Regions from separate parts of the Homo sapiens genome. Here region 2 is linked to region 1. A link is an interaction called in ENCODE POLR2A ChIA-PET data of the cell type or tissue named here. Cell type or tissue: GM12878. All regions are shown on one strand.

Region 1 (8,000 bases):
CTGGGATTATAGGCGTGAGCCACTGTGCCTGGCCTAACATTATTTTTTAAAAGACCGAGTATTGGGAATAAGGTGAGGAGGGAGGAGAGATGGGGTAGATGAAAGGAAACAAACTTTTCCAGCAGAGAATAACTAGAGTTACTCTAGAAATGCTAAATAAAAAAATAGAGCATGAGTGTGTTATTTACAGTCAGGGAGAGGATTCACAGCAGTGAAAAATTATTCACTTTTTTTTTTTTTTTTTTTTTTTTTTTAGTTTCCTACACTACATGGATATAAAAATCATTCACTATTAACATAGTTACTTCTGGGTAGTGGTTCTGGAGGTAGGATAATTTAATTTTTAATTGGATACTTTTCTTTCTTCTTTTCTTTTTTCTTTGAGAAAAGGTATCTGTTGCCCAGGCTGGAGTGCAGTGCACCATCACTGCTCACTGCAGCCTCCACTTCCCAGGCTCAATCGATCCTCCCACCTTAGCCTCCTGAGTAGCTGGGACAATAGGCAAATGCCACCACATTCATCTAATTTATTGTATTTTTTGTAGAGATGGAGTCTCTATAAAAGTTGCCCAGGCTGGTCTTAAACTCTTGAGCTCAAGCGATCTACCCACCTTGGCCTCCCAAAGTGCAGAGATTACAGGTGTGAGTGACTTCGCCCAACCAACAATTGGATACTTTTCAGTACTATCTGAATTATTATTATTTGCCATACACATAAGTTACATCTATTAATAAAATAGTCAGGCCAGGCGCGGTGGCTCATGCCTGTAATCCAGCTACTTGGGAGGCTGAGGCAGGAGAATCACTTGAACCCGGGAGGCAGAGGTTATAGTGAGCCAAGATCGCGCCATTGCACTCCAGCCTAGGCAACAAGAGCGAAACTCCGTCTCAAATAAACAAATAAATAGGCCGGGCGCGGTGGCTCACGCCTGTAATCCCAGCACTTTGGGAGGCCGAGGCAGGCAGATCATGAGGTCAGAAGATCAAGACCATCCTGGCTAACATGGTGAAACCCCATCTCTACTAAAAATACAAAAAATTAGCCGGGCGTGGTGATGGGTACCTGTAGTCCCAGCTACTTGGGAGGCTGAGGCAGGAGAATGGCGTGAACCTGGGAGGCGGAGCTTGCAGTGAGCCGAGATCGTGCCACTGCACTCCAGCCTGGGCAACAGAGCGAGACTCCGTCTCAAAAAATAAATAAATAAACAAATAAATAAATAAAAATAGTGCTGAGCTCGGAGGCAGGTGGGAACTACTTTTGTCTCTAGACTCATTGAATGTGACCCAGGTAGTCCTTGGTCAGTCTAATAGGGAATTCTGTGTCAGTCAAATTTCAGCTAGACCCTCCTCCTGTCCCCTCAAGACCCAGTTAAGATTGGCTCCAGAAAATTTTTAAAAAGTGGCCCTAGACTATTCAATAAATAGAGTTAGAAATTTGGTTACCCGTTCGAAAAAGAAAAAAGAAATCTTTACCTCACACTATCCACAAAAAATCAACTCTAGATGGATCAATAACTCAAAAAGTTAAAGTTAAAACCTTTAGGCCAGGCACAGTGGCCTATACCTGTAATCCCAGAACTTTGGGAGGCCAAAGTGGGAGGATCATTTGAAGCCAGGAATTCAAGACCAGCCTGGGTAACACAGCAAAACGTCATCTCTACAAGAAATACAAAAATTAGCTGGGCGTGATGGCACGTGCTTGTGGTTCCAGCTACTCGGGAGGCTGAGGGAGGATCACTTGAGCCCGGAAAGTCGAGGCTGCACTCAGCCATGATTGTGCCATCGTACTCCAGCCTGGGTGACAGAGCGAGTCCCTGTGTCAAAAAAAAAAAAAAAAGCCCCCAAACCCAGGCATGGTGGTTTGAGCCTGCAGTCCTAGCTACTCGAAAAGGTAAGGCAGGAGGATCACTTGAGTCTGAGAGTTCGAGGCTACAGTGAGCTATGATCTCACCACTGTACTCCTGCCTACGTGACAGAGCAAACTCTTTACAAATCAATTAACAAAAAGCTAAAAATTATAATAGGAAAATTAACAAAAGATATGAATAGGCATTTCACTGAAGAGAAAACATGTCTGGCTAATAAACATGAAGACATGTTTAACTTCCTTAACATTCAGAGAAATGCAGATAAGCCCCATAGTGAATATCATTTTACATCCATTGGTTGGCAAAAGTTAAACACTTTGGGATGGGTGCAGTGGCTCACGCCTGTAATCCCAGCACTTTGGGAGGCCGAGGCAGGTGGGTCACCTGAGGTCAGGAGTTTGAGACCAGCCTGGCCAACATGGTGAAACCCTGTCTTTACTAAAAATACAAAAATTAGCCGGGCATGGTGGTGTGCACCTGTAATCCCAGCTACTCAGGAGGCTGAGGCAGGAGAATAGCTTGAACCCGGGAGGGAGAGGTTGCAGTAGGCTGAGATCGTGCCATTGCACTCCAGCCTGGGTGAGAAGAGCAAAAATCTGTCTCAAAAAAAAAAAAGTTAAACACTTTGACAGTACAAAGGGGACAAAGGATATGGACCATGAGCTCTCTTTTGCTCAGTTTTTGGGAGTAAAAATTGGCACAACTACTTTAGAAAACAATTTGACATGTTCATGTCAAGCTGAACGTATATCTAACTAGAGTGGTTGAGTGACTTGCCCAAGGTTATAGCTAGTGCATTTCAGAGCTGGGATTTGAACCAAACTGACTGGCACCAAAGAAGGGCAAAGGACACTGATGAAACACTCCCAGACACTGGGGCAACGGCTGGCCAGGGCTGGAATATTCTGTGACCCCCACAGGGGAAAACTAAGTGAAATATCTGAAAACATCACAAACATAGACACACTATCACAGCCTCACAGGCAGAAAGGGAACTTACCAGGCATCTGGCCCTGACACAGCATGAGCTCTGGAATGATGATTGCGGGTACACTGCCCTCCCTCCCTTCGTTTAGCCACTGTGCAGAGTGAACACCCACAGGTCTCAGCATGTGACTCTCTTCTGCAAGAGTCAGCCCAGTGGGGAGACAGACACTCCGGAAACCTAGATATGTGCTGGGCTGGGTGGCAGTGCCACAGCTGGGCACTTTACTCCCCAACATAAATGTAGGCATTTCTGTGTCTTGTGAGCCCATGAATCCTCATAAGACCCTGTTGAGTTGGGAATTACTGCAGAGCTGTAACAGACAGAAAACCTAGGCCCACAGACAGCCAGTGACCTCCCATGGGCACACAGTTTGGGTGTGGCAGAGCGCGGTATGGAATCCAAGCCTTCTGGTGCTAAACCCTGCAGGATTCTGGCAGGTCACACTCCAGGCTCCCAAGCCAAGCAAGCGTTTGAAAATGCCTTCCCATGTCCAGTCGCGGTGGCTCACACCTGTAATCCCAGCACTTTGGGAGGCCAAGATGGGTGGATCACTTGAGGTCAGGAGTTGGAGAACAGCCTGGCCAACATGGTGAAACCCCGTCTCTACTAAAAGTACAAAAAAAATGAGCTGGGCGTGGTGGCACGTGACTGTGATCCCAGCTACTCAGGAGGCTGAGGCATGAGAATTGCTTGAACCCAGGAGGCAGAGGTTGCAGTGAGCCGAGATCATGCCACTGCACTCCAGCCTAGGTGACAGAGTGAGACCCTATCTCAAAAAAAAAAAACAAAAAAAAAACGAAAATGCCCCTCTGTGAGCCACAGGCTCTGCCCCTGCAGTGGGCTATCTACCTGTCCTAGCTTGCTTTCTTCCTCAGAAACAGATGTTTCATCCTCCTACCATTCTCTTGACTGACTCCACAATTGTGGCTAAGACAAACTGGGTGAATCACATCTAAAGCAGAAGCAAGTCTGCATGAACCCCAACACTTCCCCAGTCAATTTCCTGTGTTAGGTTCAGAGGGGTCATTTCAAACTCTCAGCATGTTCAAGACGAGACTGCCTATAAGGCCACGTCTTGGGACATGGTTTAGGGGAGGAGGTAGGAATATGTGGCAGGGCCCTCTGGCTATACGGATCTCCCTATCTGCTGGAAACTCCACCACTAAAACCATTCCTTTGTATCATTTCCCCAGAGGGATCTTGATAATTGTGAAACGCCAAACAACTTGCCAGCCATGAGTCCCAAATCACAGCTATGAAAGTGCTTTACAGTTTATAAAGTGATTTCACAGCGAAAAATGGGTTTGCTCCTCATAACAACTATGAAAGTTAGGGCAGCAATTTAAATGTGTCCATGGAATAGATGAGGACACTGAGTGAGGCCCTGAGAGGCAGAGGAATTCCTCTGCCAATCAGAGCCCACACTTGAATACAGGTCTTTCTACTCCACATTGCATGTACCCCTGATAACTGGGAGTTGCCTTGGGAGCAGATGCTGATGGGACACAAAACAGGCAGATTTTGATAAGAAGGCAGATGATGAGGTGGAAAGGCTCTGAAGAAAGAGGTGGATGGCAGAGCTTGGCTAGAGGGGAGCAGGACTCCCCAGGGAATCGAGGATCTGGGCAGGGGAAAGGGTAGCCTGGAAGCAGGGAGAGGTGGAGGATGAGCTCTGGGAGCCAGAACCTGAATTCTGTTCCGGCCCTGTTCTGAAGCCTGAGGGGCTGGAGTGGACTTCTCCTCTAGGATCTGTCTGCCCTGTCTGCTCTGAGGACCTGCCAGCTCTCCTGGGAGGCGCTCAGGGCATCTTGTGAGCCTGTCAGCACTGACCTTGTCACGCGGCTCATGACTGCTCCTCATCCGACCTCAGATGAGTCAAGAGGGGAAGCAGGCGCAAAGGGCTTCCAGGGGATTCCCGGGATGCAGGCAGCTTGGGGCCCTAGGGGAAAGAGCCTGGGGCTCTTCAAGGCTGGGCTATGAAGCCACCCTCCTCCCAGGGTTGAGGGGCAGTCAAAATATCCCCAAACCTAATGTGATTTCTCACCTGCCAAGTGGCAGCAGTGTGGCATCGGGGCATAAAAGCTGCTAACAGTGGGGAAAGGCCTGGCCCAGTGCCAAGCAGGCTGTGGGCGTCCCTAGAAGAATGAGCAGCGCAACTACAGCAGGAGTCCCAGGCCCTGGGCAGAGAGACACCCCTTTATCGAGACCTACTACCTGCCAGGCACTTTATTTATTGGTAAATTTAATCAGATTTTGAAAACCACAAAATCTGGATACATTTGCATTGTGGTATTTGTTGTAATTGTTGGATATAATTACATATACATGCTATAAAATATAAGATAGAACTAGAACAAGAGTTCTTAATCTGGCATCTAAGGGAACCCGAAAGATCAAAGGATAGAGTTCAAGGAGTCTAAAAATTTGGAAGAGAAAAAATATATATCTTTATTTTCACTAATTTCTACCTGAATTTTAGCATTCTCTTCAACGATGAATGTAGGCAACAAACCACAGCAGTATTAGCAGGACTCGTGATGATGTCACTAGCAATTACAAATATTTTCAAATCATATAACGGTTTTTGAAGATATTTCAAAATATGGTTTATACTCATCACTATTTCAAAATTACAGCAGTTATTGGACCTATTATTAGCTCTTGATCTTCAGGCATTAATTAGGAAGCACTATCTAGTACTATGTCGAAAAATTTTTTTTAATTGTTTGATGACTACATTTTAATACAACTGGTTTTCTTTGTAAGCCTATGCTAGTTTATTTTGTGCATTTCAGAACATTATTCTGAGAAGGGGTCTGCAAGTTTTTACCAGATGACAAAGGAGGCCATGGCACACACAAAAGAGGTTAAGAACCCCTGATCTAGGTCTTCCCTGCAGTATTTTAGGATATATCCACATTTTAAAAATGTGGATTTTGGCCGGGTGCGGTGGCTCACTCCTATAATCCCAGCACTTTGGGAGGCCAAAGCAGGTGGATCACTTTAGCCCAGGAGTTTCAGACCAGCCTGGGCAACATGGCAAAACCTCATCTCTCCAAAAATTATAAAAAATTAGCCAGGCATAGTGGCATGCACTTGTAGTCCCAGCTACTCAGGGGACTGGGGTTAGAGGATTGCCTTGAGCCCAGGAGGTTGAGGCTGCAGTGGGCCATGATTGTGCCACTGCACTCCAGTCTGCTGGGTGACATGAGACCCTGCCTCAAAAACAAAAAAATAACAAAAAAAAGCCGGGCACAGTGGCTCGTGCCTGTAATCCCAGCACTTTGGGAGGCTGAGGCGGGTGGATCACCTGAGGTCGGGAGTTCGAGACCAGCCTGGCCAACATTGTGAAACCCCATTTCTACTAAAAATACAAAAATTAGCCGAGCATTGTGGTGCATGCGCCTGTAGTCCCGGCTACTCGGGAGGCTGAGGCAGGAGAATTGCTTGAACAGGGGAGGTGGAGGTTGCAGTGAGCCAAGATTGCGCCACTGGACTCCAGCCTGGGTGTGACAGAGCAAGGCTCTGTCTCAAAAAAAAAAAAAAAAAAAAAAGATTTTGATTTTTTAAAGACAATTTTCCAGTCACATCAGAAAGTTGAGTGCTGATCTGATTATTTCACTTAATTGCATAAAATTCAACTCTGTGACATCCCTGGACAGTGAGCAACCCACAGCTCCTCAGTTGAAAAGTCTTCCCCCAGAAAAGGCATATACATTGTTTAACTTAAAAGCTGCATGTTGGCCGGGCGTGGTGCCTCACGACTGTAATCCCAGCACTTTGGGAGGGCGAGGCGGGTGGATCGCGAGGTCAGGAGTTTGAGACCAGCCTGGCCAACATGGTGAAACCCCGCCTCTACTAAAAATACAAAAATTAGCTGGGCATGGTGGCAGGTGCCTGTAATCCCAGCTACTGGGGAGGCTGAGACAGGAGAATCGCTTGAACCCTGGAGGTGGAGGTTGCAGTGAGCTGAGATTGTGCCATTGCACTCTAGCCTGGGGGACAAGAGTGAGACTTTGTCTCAAAAAAAAAAAATGCATGTTTTTCTTCATACTTATGTCTAATCATCATAATTAGACAATGTCGTAAGAAGAATAGTTAAAGGACTATTCTGGCCAAGGGCCTTTTGGCCAGAAAAAAGGCTGGCGGTAGAGGGCTGGGGGAGAGGACACAAGACAGCTATCTTGTTCTTATGAAGGGCGGCCCTTACATTCCTGTGTGCAGATCTGGAAGCCCGACAAGGACTCATGGTTTGAAATCAGGACTCCAGGCCAGGCGCGGTGGCTCACGCCTGTAATCCCAGCACTTTGGGAGGCCGAGGCAGGCGGATCACGAGGTCAGGAGATCAAGACCATCCTGGCTAACACAGTGAAACCCCATCTCTACTAAAAAATACAAAAAATTAGCCGGGTGTGGTGGCGGGCACCTGTAGTCCCCGCTACTGGGGAGGCTGAGGCAGGAGAATGGCATGAACCCAGGAGGCGGAGCTTGCAGTGAGCCGAGATCGCACCACTGCACTCCAGCCTGGGTGACAGAGCAAGACTCCGTCTCAAAAAAAAAAAAAAAAAAAAAAAGAAATCAGGACTCCAGGCGAATGTCCATATAGTTTCTCTTCTCTCTTTCAGCCACTTCTCCCGGGGCCTTGGGTCCCCCTGCTGGCTCCCCTCCCTTCTATGGAGATGTGCTCTGGGAGAAAGGCCATGAGAAAGAAGCTGGTGTTGAGGACAGAGTGGCTGACCCAAAGCGGAGTTGGTTGGGATGCTGGCCAGGGGACTGCCCACAGGTGTGGTTGAGAACCCATCACCATACCTCCTTGAGTTTCAGTCTCCCCAGCTGTAAAATGAGGACAATGATATCTGCTCTTAGTTGGCAGGCACTAAATGAGATGGTAAATGAGAAAATATTTGTGGTACAAGGTCACAAGGATCAAAAACTCCCTCACACTCAGGTATAGGTGACTGATAATCCTTCAAGGATAGCTTTTCGCAGTAGGCTAAGCCATGTAAATAGAAATAACTATTTCTTTTTTTTTTTTTTTTTTGAGATGGCGTCTTGCTCTGTCACCAGGCTAGAGTGCAGTGGCGTGATCTCAGCTCACTGCAACCTCTACCTCCTGGGTTCAAGTGATTCCCCTGCCTCAGCCT
Region 2 (8,000 bases), 860 kb before region 1:
GAGAAGAACAGATTCTGCAGTGTTAAGTAAATGTAAGGCAGCAGGAAAGGGTACCGTGTGGTCAGGAGTCTGTGCCAGCTGCAGTCTGGCAGGAGAACAAACAGCCTGGCTGACCCACAGGGCCCTGCCATGCCAAGGACAGCCTCTCTCTTGCTTATGCCACACAGGACAACGACAGCATGTTCGAGGTGGGAATTACCACTCTGACGTTCAAAAGTAGCTAATCCCAGAGCTGCTCTGTGAGCTCTTTATATAAGGTCTTCCCATTGCCTAAAGGTCTAAAGGATCGAGACCACTTGACCACAACACTCAGGGCACTGCTATAGGCAGAGTAGAGGCAGCTGCTGTCAGCTCAGTGCCCAGCCTGCAGTGAGTGGATTGACCCCCAAAGTTCTCATGCAACTCCAAGAAGAAACAGGGGTGGGCAGTCATAGTGGGTTGAATAGTGGCTCCCTAAAATATATTTCCATATTCTAACCCCTGGCACATGTGACCATGACCTCATTTGGAAAAAGGGCCTTTGCAGATGTAATTAATTTATGGATCTTAAGATGAGATCATTCTGGATTACCTGAGTGGGCCCCAAATCCAATGACAGATGCCATAAGAGTGAGGCAGGCAGAGATTAGACAGAAGAGAACTCACAGAGACACACAGGGAGAAAGCAACATGAAGATGGAGGCAGAGATTGGAGTGATGTGTCTACAAGCCAAGAACACAAAGGATCACCAGCAGCCACCAGACGCTAGGAGACAGGTATGGAACTGATTCTGTCTCAGAGCCTCCCCAAGGAATCAACCCTGCTGACACCTTGATTTTGGACTTCCGACCTCTACAACTGGGAGAGAATAAATTTATGTTGTTTGAAGCCACCCAGTTTGTGGCCATTTGTTATGGAGGCCCCAGCAAACTAACACAGCAGGGAAAGGGGGCATAGGGAGGAAGGCTTGGGTTCTTCAGGAAAGCATCCGAGAGGACAAAGCAGCCTCTGCTCTTCAGGGCCCACGCAGCGCAGGGAGGGCTGGCTCCAGGGGACTGCAGGTCAGCATGGCCATAAGCAGGAAAGTCCTCCTCTCTCTCAGGTACTGCCGCCACCAGCAGGACACACGGCCTCTTACAGATTCTCTGCCCACAGCCATGGTCCTGTCCACCTCTCCAGCACCTTCCACACCTGACCCCCCTTATCCATGAGTTTCCCAAAGTAACTGGCACTATCCTTCTCCAGCAAGTTTCTTAGAGTCCATTATCACAGAGAGGCAGTGTAGTTCAGTGGAAATTGTTCTGGCTTTGGAGCCAAAGAGACATGGATTTTAATCCCAGGGTGACTTGGGATATGAGTGATTTGCCCTCAGTGAGCCTCAGTGTTCTCATCTGTAAAGTGGGGTAAATAATCGCTGCCTTGCAAGGTTATTGTGACAGTTAGAAATAGCATAGGCTGGGTGCAATGTCTCAAGCCTCTAATCCAAACACTTTGGAAGGCTGAAGTAGGAGGACTGATTCAGGCCAGGAGTTCAAGACCAGCCTAGGCAAGTAGCAAGACCCTGTCTCTACAAAATATTTATAAATTAGCCGGGCATGTTTGCTCATGCTTGTAGTCCTAGCCGCTTCAGAGGCTGAAGTGGGAAGATCGCTTGAGCCCAGGAGGTCAAGGCCACAATGAGCCATGACTATGCTACTGAGTTCTAGTCTGGGTGGCAGAGAAGAAAGAAAGGAGGAAAGAAAGAAGGGAAGGGGAAGGGGAAGGGGAAGGAAGGAAGGAGGGAAGGAAGGAAGGAAGGAAGGAAGGAAGGAAGGAAGGAAGGAAGGAAGGAAGGAAGGAAGGACGGACATGTAAAATGCCCAGCATATGGCCTGCATACAACAGGAGCACAATAAATGGCAGGAATTTTCATCACCATTATTTACATCATGACAAAGTTTTTCTAGAACACTGGCCTAAGCCCAACTTGTTCTCATTGCTGTTGTGGATACAAAGAGATCCACAATGTTGGGGCTGTCCTTGGGGGCTCTCACTCAGCAGGGAGTTCTAGGGACCTACTGTGTTCCCTTTTCTTACTTGCCTTCAAGTCTCTTCTTCTCCAGACACTGGCTGTGACCTCAGTCCCCTAGGTACCTTCAGTAGGCACCTAATACATATTTGTTTTGTGACTAATGAATACATGATGTTGAGTGAGTCACCTAACCTCTTGAAACATCAGTTCCCTCATCTATAAAATGCAGCTAATAGTGTCTATCTACCCTGCTGCCTCACAGGGCAGTTGTAAAGACCAAATAGACAACAGCCAAGGAAGGCATAGGAAGAGAGCAAAGCACCACACGAAGCCCCACCTGCACCTCAAAGGCTGTCCAACCCTCCACCGAGGTGGCTCTGCTGGGCCTAGGACAGTCACAGTCAGGTCTCAAGGTGCTTGCATCTCCCTGTGCCTAGAGAGCCGCATTCCAGGACACGGGCAGGTCCACACCTTAACAGGTGCAAACCTCCCTGCTTTCGCTGGTCTGGAGTCAGAAAGCCTTGACTCAACTATGATGCTGCCTCTTCCTAGCTGTGTCTCCAGGCCACTTAACATCTCCAAGCCTCGGTTTTCTCTTTTGTAAAAAATAGTCAATTATCCCTGCCTAACTAGAAATGTAGCCATGAGCATTGAAACAGACAATGCATGGCAATGTGCTTTGTCAACTGTACAGTTCTGTACAAATTCAGGTGATTATTACAATGATTCCCATTGTGTTGAAAAGCAGCCACACTGGCCTGAGCCTCAGAGGAATACAGACTCCCGGAGAAGGAGGAGAGGACAAACACCACTGCTCCTTGCAATTCCTGTAACTTTGAAACCTGCTCCATAAAATTGCAAAATCCTATATGCCTTTGCCAGGAGACCAAAAATATTCAAGGCACGACTCTAGAGAACCACAAGATGAGCCATTTCTATAATGGGTACTGCTGGGCTTCAATCAACTCAGCTGCCTGGCCCAAAAAAGTCATTTTTTAAAAACACCACACACCACAATTTGGCCTCTCCCCCAAAACATACATCCTTTCTCTTAAGAAATTAAGTGAAATCCAACTTTGATGAAACCCAACTCTGAGGCATTCATTCTCAGAGAGCAGGCCCCTGGTTCCCTGGTGAGGCGGGCAGACAAGCATTCTCAAATGACGGTTTGCAGGTAGACAGATCTCCAGTGGAGGTGGAAGAAATCAGCACTTGGCCAGTCCCAAGGGCTGTGAGGACAGGACCTGTGAGCCCAAGGAAGCAACTGCTGCCTCAGACTCAGAAATTAGCTCTACTAACCCAGCGAAAAAGCTAAACAGCCTTAAGACTCTTTTACTGGTTGTTTTAATCAACCAGGTACGAAGAAGGTGAGAGACCAACTCCTCTTCACCCACAGGCCTGGATGCCACAACCCCACACTCCAACTCCCTGCCCCGCAACAAATGGCCTCCCCCATCACATAGGCAGCCAGCAGATGAAAGTCCCTCCCAGACTGGAAATGGCCACCTGTCCCGTGGTTCTCTGGGTCCCACAACCCAGGCCACCTGGCCCCTCTAGGTTGCACCAGGCTGAGGAAGGCAGACACACCCAGTCCTGGATTCAGGGCTAACAAGGCCAGGATCCTACCTGTAGCTACTCGCCCAGCTTTTACACCTGGGGCTGCCTCTTACTCCAAAGGTCCTCAGTCCTGGATGGAGACGCATGTACCTTATTTGTTAGCTCAGGCTCCCTTTAGCAGTTTCTGTTTTCTGTTGCAAAACTCTGAACCCTCTGAGAGACACCCTAGCATGGTAGAAAGAGCAAATGCTTTGAGGCCAGGTTTGAGTCCAGGGCCTGCTGCTGACTGCCTCTGAGGATTTAGAGAAGTGACTTCTCCTGGCCTTGGTTTCCTCCTCCCTAAAAGGTGGCTAATGCCTGTCCAATAAGGCTTTGTAAGGTTATAACAATATGTGGATGGTGCCTGGTGTATGGTTGGTGCTTAACCAGTGGTAATTATTATTATAACGCCATTCTCACCCCCATCCCCACCCCAACATTCCAAATCCTGAAGTCTAGTCAATCCTCCAGAACTGATTGCTCCCACCTTCAGGTCACAAGCAACCATTTACCAGAGTGCCCTGTCTCAGACCTGCCCACCTCTGGGCCAAGCGGAGCTAGCTGCTGTGAATTACAGAATGCACTCAAAGCAGTTAAGTGTCTGTTTACACAGAAAAAAATTCTGAAATCTTATATGATTGCAATATTTTCCCACCACATCTGCTTTTATGGATATAAATCAGTGAACACACTTAGATCAGGATTTATTCGGAAGAGTAGCTTCTCTTACATGGACTTTTCTCTTTTGATAACTACGGTACTACCCAGTGTCCAGTAGGCAAAACACAAAGGTCTAAGGTACTTGCATGATTCTGAAAGTTCCTTCAGACTCTTCAGAAAGAATTATCTTATGTCTAATACATTGTCCTTTTCAGATTATAAAAGTAATATGTGCTCATTGTAGACCATGAGGAAAACAGAAAAAGTATATGAAAGTACAAATCTGTGGCAATTTCACTGTTTCTAGAGAATGCCACAGTGAATGCTTCGGTGTATTTCTTTCTAGCCTTTTTTTCCTACATGCCAGTGTGTATGTAAGTATCCATTCATTTTAAAGCGAACAAATGAATAAGCCAGCCAGACAGTGCAGACAGGAAAGCAGCTGTTAATTGCCCATGGAATGCTTCCTTGTCTTGTTTTCCATTCTCCCTGCCCCCAAACAACTTATTTATTAGTGACACACCTATGCGTTGTATAACTACATCTTATCAGAGGTTGGTGAACTTCTATCCTCTGAGTGAGTTGACATAGTCATCTCTGCTTTCCATTTTCATGCCACAGAGTCAATATTTACTAGCCATGTTGCTAAAAACAGGCACTGGTCACAGACTTGGTGCCAAACCACTGTGTCTAATCTCAGCAGAAGCAGTCTCAGTGGCACCCGCAGGCTTTACTGTGCCATAAGCCATGGCTCTAGATGAGTGATTCCTGCCCCAGCTGAGTAGACAGCCCATGGCCCAGTAAGAACACTTCACATAATCATGAAGTTGCAGGACACTAAGTGCCAGAAGGCACTTATATGCTAGAGATGGGGGAAAGGAAACTGAGGACTTGCCTAAGCACAGGCAGCTCCAGAGCCAAAGCCAGGACCCCTTTCTCTCCCACGCCAGCACACTCTTATTGCACTACCTTGTTGAATGCATCAACATGAAGAAACAGCTGAGAAGGCAGTGGGGGATAGAACCCATTTCATCAGGACTGGAAACTGGGCACTTGCTCTGAAATGGTCAATTTCACAGGGGTCTTCCCCAAGAGTGGCATGTTCTCTTGCAGTAATGATTAAGGTGATACCATGGCATCATCAATTCTCTTGCCTCTTGCTGTCATTTATTCATTCATATCACATATTTTTATTAAGCACCAGCTATGGAAAGGTATCGCTTGCTTCACCAAAGCAGCACTACTTTGCCCATCTCCTCTGGGAAGGATTTATAGTTGACAAAAGAGACACACCCATTTGATAGCGAAAAGAAATCTAGGCTTAAAGAAAAATATTTATAGAAAGGAAATGTAGGAGAATCATGGAATGACGTCAGGGTAGCCCCTTGACAGCAGGCCTCTAAAGAAAGTCCCTGTTCCCAAAAGCACCTCAGGTACTAGAAGGAATAAATCAAAAGGGAAAGGATAGGTAACTTGGTGTGATACCAAATGCCTACAGTGTTTCTATGGAGTAATGGAAAGGGCAAAGGACCTGGAGTGCAAAGACCCACATTCAGGTCTCACTTCTGCCACCAAAATGCCTTGTGACCCAGAGACAGAAAGTGCCTTGCCCAGGTGCATTAACGTATTGGTAGCCAAAGTGGGATATGAAGCAAGTTCTTTACTCCAAGTCCGTGGCGATGGGCCAGATGCCACAGATGAGTCTTTCTACCCCTCTTATCATTAGCCTTAAAGAAAGCCACAACCCTGATCTAGAACATCTATGGCAACAGAATTTCCCTTCATCTTTCCCCTCAGTAGAGATCAGACCCTACCCACAAGGGGAAGCCCTGGCATCTTCTCCTGGAAGTAGGCACTTCAGTGGGGTTCAGTCTCAGTCACTTTCGGGAGGAACAGGACAGCGGCCCCCAGGCTCACGTCAGCACAGGATGATACTGCGATGTGGGACGACTCTGGCACATGAAAGGGAGCGCGAGTGAGCATTCCGTACAGTTGCTGGGATGTCAAGCAGCTCTGCACACTTGGTCTGTTCCCCTGCCCCACCCCCTCCAGACAAGAAAACAAAGAAGCTCATGTGAACAGGGCCTTGATGAAATTGTTGCTGCTGAATTTCTACCTTCTCCTGGGCTTGTAAACACAAGCTCAGCGCCCTTGGGGCCTCAAAGCTGGCTAAGCACAGCTGATGGCTTTACCAGCCCCTGTGCTCGTTGAGTGCCTACTGTGGATCCAGCCATATGCTAGAGGTGGAAGGGACACAAAGAAGGATAAAATGTGGCCCCGTCTTCAATGGGCTCACAATCTGGCTTGAAATACAGAATGAATCCCCAGAGAACCTTCTACTTTGGAGTAATTGTGTAAGAGGCACAGATACTAAGGGCTATGGATGCTCAAAGCTGGAGGGATAGATGGGGCTGGAAGGAAGAACCCATGGGAAGGCCCCAGAGGGAGAGGAAGTATTTTCACTGGACTTGAGAGCTAAGTACAATTAGTTAAGTGGAAGACAAGAAGAGACAGGAAGGAGGAAAAGAACATCTTATAAAAAGGCTTGGACTAAGCAGCTAGAGAGGAGAAAGCTTGGAAGTATTGGGAGGTAAGTTTGGACAGCAGAGTGGGCAAAGCAATGAGACTAAGTTGGTCACATCACTCAGTTTAATCTGCCAGCCACTTTCCTGACTCTGTATCAGACACTGGATAGGGTGGAGATGGCCTAGACGTTGGTCTGGAAGCACTTACCTTGCAAAGAGGAAAGCAGGGTAACAAAAAGGGAAGGGAAACATATTAGAAACACAAACCACAGGCATAGAGTACAATTTTCCTAGGGTAACCATCCAAATGCTGGTTAGTATCAACAAGGGAGCTAATCTTGGCAATGCTACAGGTAGTGGCTACTGGGTGATCTCACAGAGACAAAAGGAAATGTACAACACTGTTATTACTAAAAGAGCACCTGCAATTATTAACATTTAAATAGTTTAGGTTATTTTCTCTGTTAACAGTCATTTTCTTCAAAGCATTAGGCAAAGGTTTCCTAGACTTTTTTCTGAGAAGAGCTTCCTAAAGAGAGCATTAGCCGGAATTAAGGCTTGAGCTAGGATACATACAAGTATTCTTCACTTCACCCAATAGACAAGTTCCCTTGTGCATGGTGACTACTTCCGTAAAGAACTGACCACTTAAAATGTTTAAATGATCCTAAAGAGTTCACAATCCCATGGGCATGGTGGCTCAAACCTGTAATCTCAGCACTTTGGGAGACTGAGGCGGGTGAACACTCGAGCCCGGAAGGTTAAGACCAGCCTAGGCAATATGGTGAGATGCCGTCTCTACAAAAAAATAACAAAAAATTAGCTGGGTGTGGTCATGTGCATCTATAGTTCCAGCTACTCAGGAGGCTGAAGGGGGAAGATCTCTTGCGCCCAGGAGGCAGAGGTTGCAGTGAGCCAAGATCACATCACTGCACTCCAGCCTGGGTGACAGAGTGAGACCAAGTGAAGAATACTTGTGTGTGTGTATTCTAGCTCAAGCCCTAAAAGAGCGCACAGTCCCTCAAAGGGGGTTAGACAGATGATATCTTGGGGCCCTTCCAGTCTAAATTCTAAGATAGCATGATGAGAAATGACTCTTTCCAAACTCCCTTAGGGTATCTCTGCCAGAAATTTTCTGGCAAAAGTGCTAGGAGACTCACTGTAGGTACCAGTATACAATCCTCACCATCTCTTTACCTTCTCTTTTAGTTGCTGCCATCTTAACTTA

The links. ChIA-PET counts read pairs that join two places held together with the same protein. Peaks named below come from ENCODE experiments on the same cell type or tissue, not always from the same donor. Only the 100,000 strongest peaks of a DNase experiment are listed, where the experiment ranks them.
Region 2: POLR2A ChIA-PET joins it to region 1 with 6 read pairs; 2 of 35 experiments call an interaction of 5 or more read pairs at or near these places.

Annotation. Positions count from the first base shown.
Region 1 is chr15:64,879,459-64,887,458 of GRCh38, forward strand. No RefSeq gene overlaps it. Among named protein-coding and RNA genes, the nearest start is that of ANKDD1A, 28 kb to the right of the region's middle. RefSeq lists an enhancer at 4,600-4,819. In GM12878, no CTCF peak of the experiment used is centred here; DNase peaks (open chromatin) are centred at 3,843 and 4,723; H3K27ac peaks cover 2,644 bases.
Region 2 is chr15:64,015,079-64,023,078 of GRCh38, forward strand. All of the region lies in intron 2 of DAPK2 (death associated protein kinase 2), which reads right to left. Among named protein-coding and RNA genes, the nearest start is that of DAPK2, 27 kb to the right of the region's middle. In GM12878, no CTCF peak of the experiment used is centred here; a DNase peak (open chromatin) is centred at 4,936.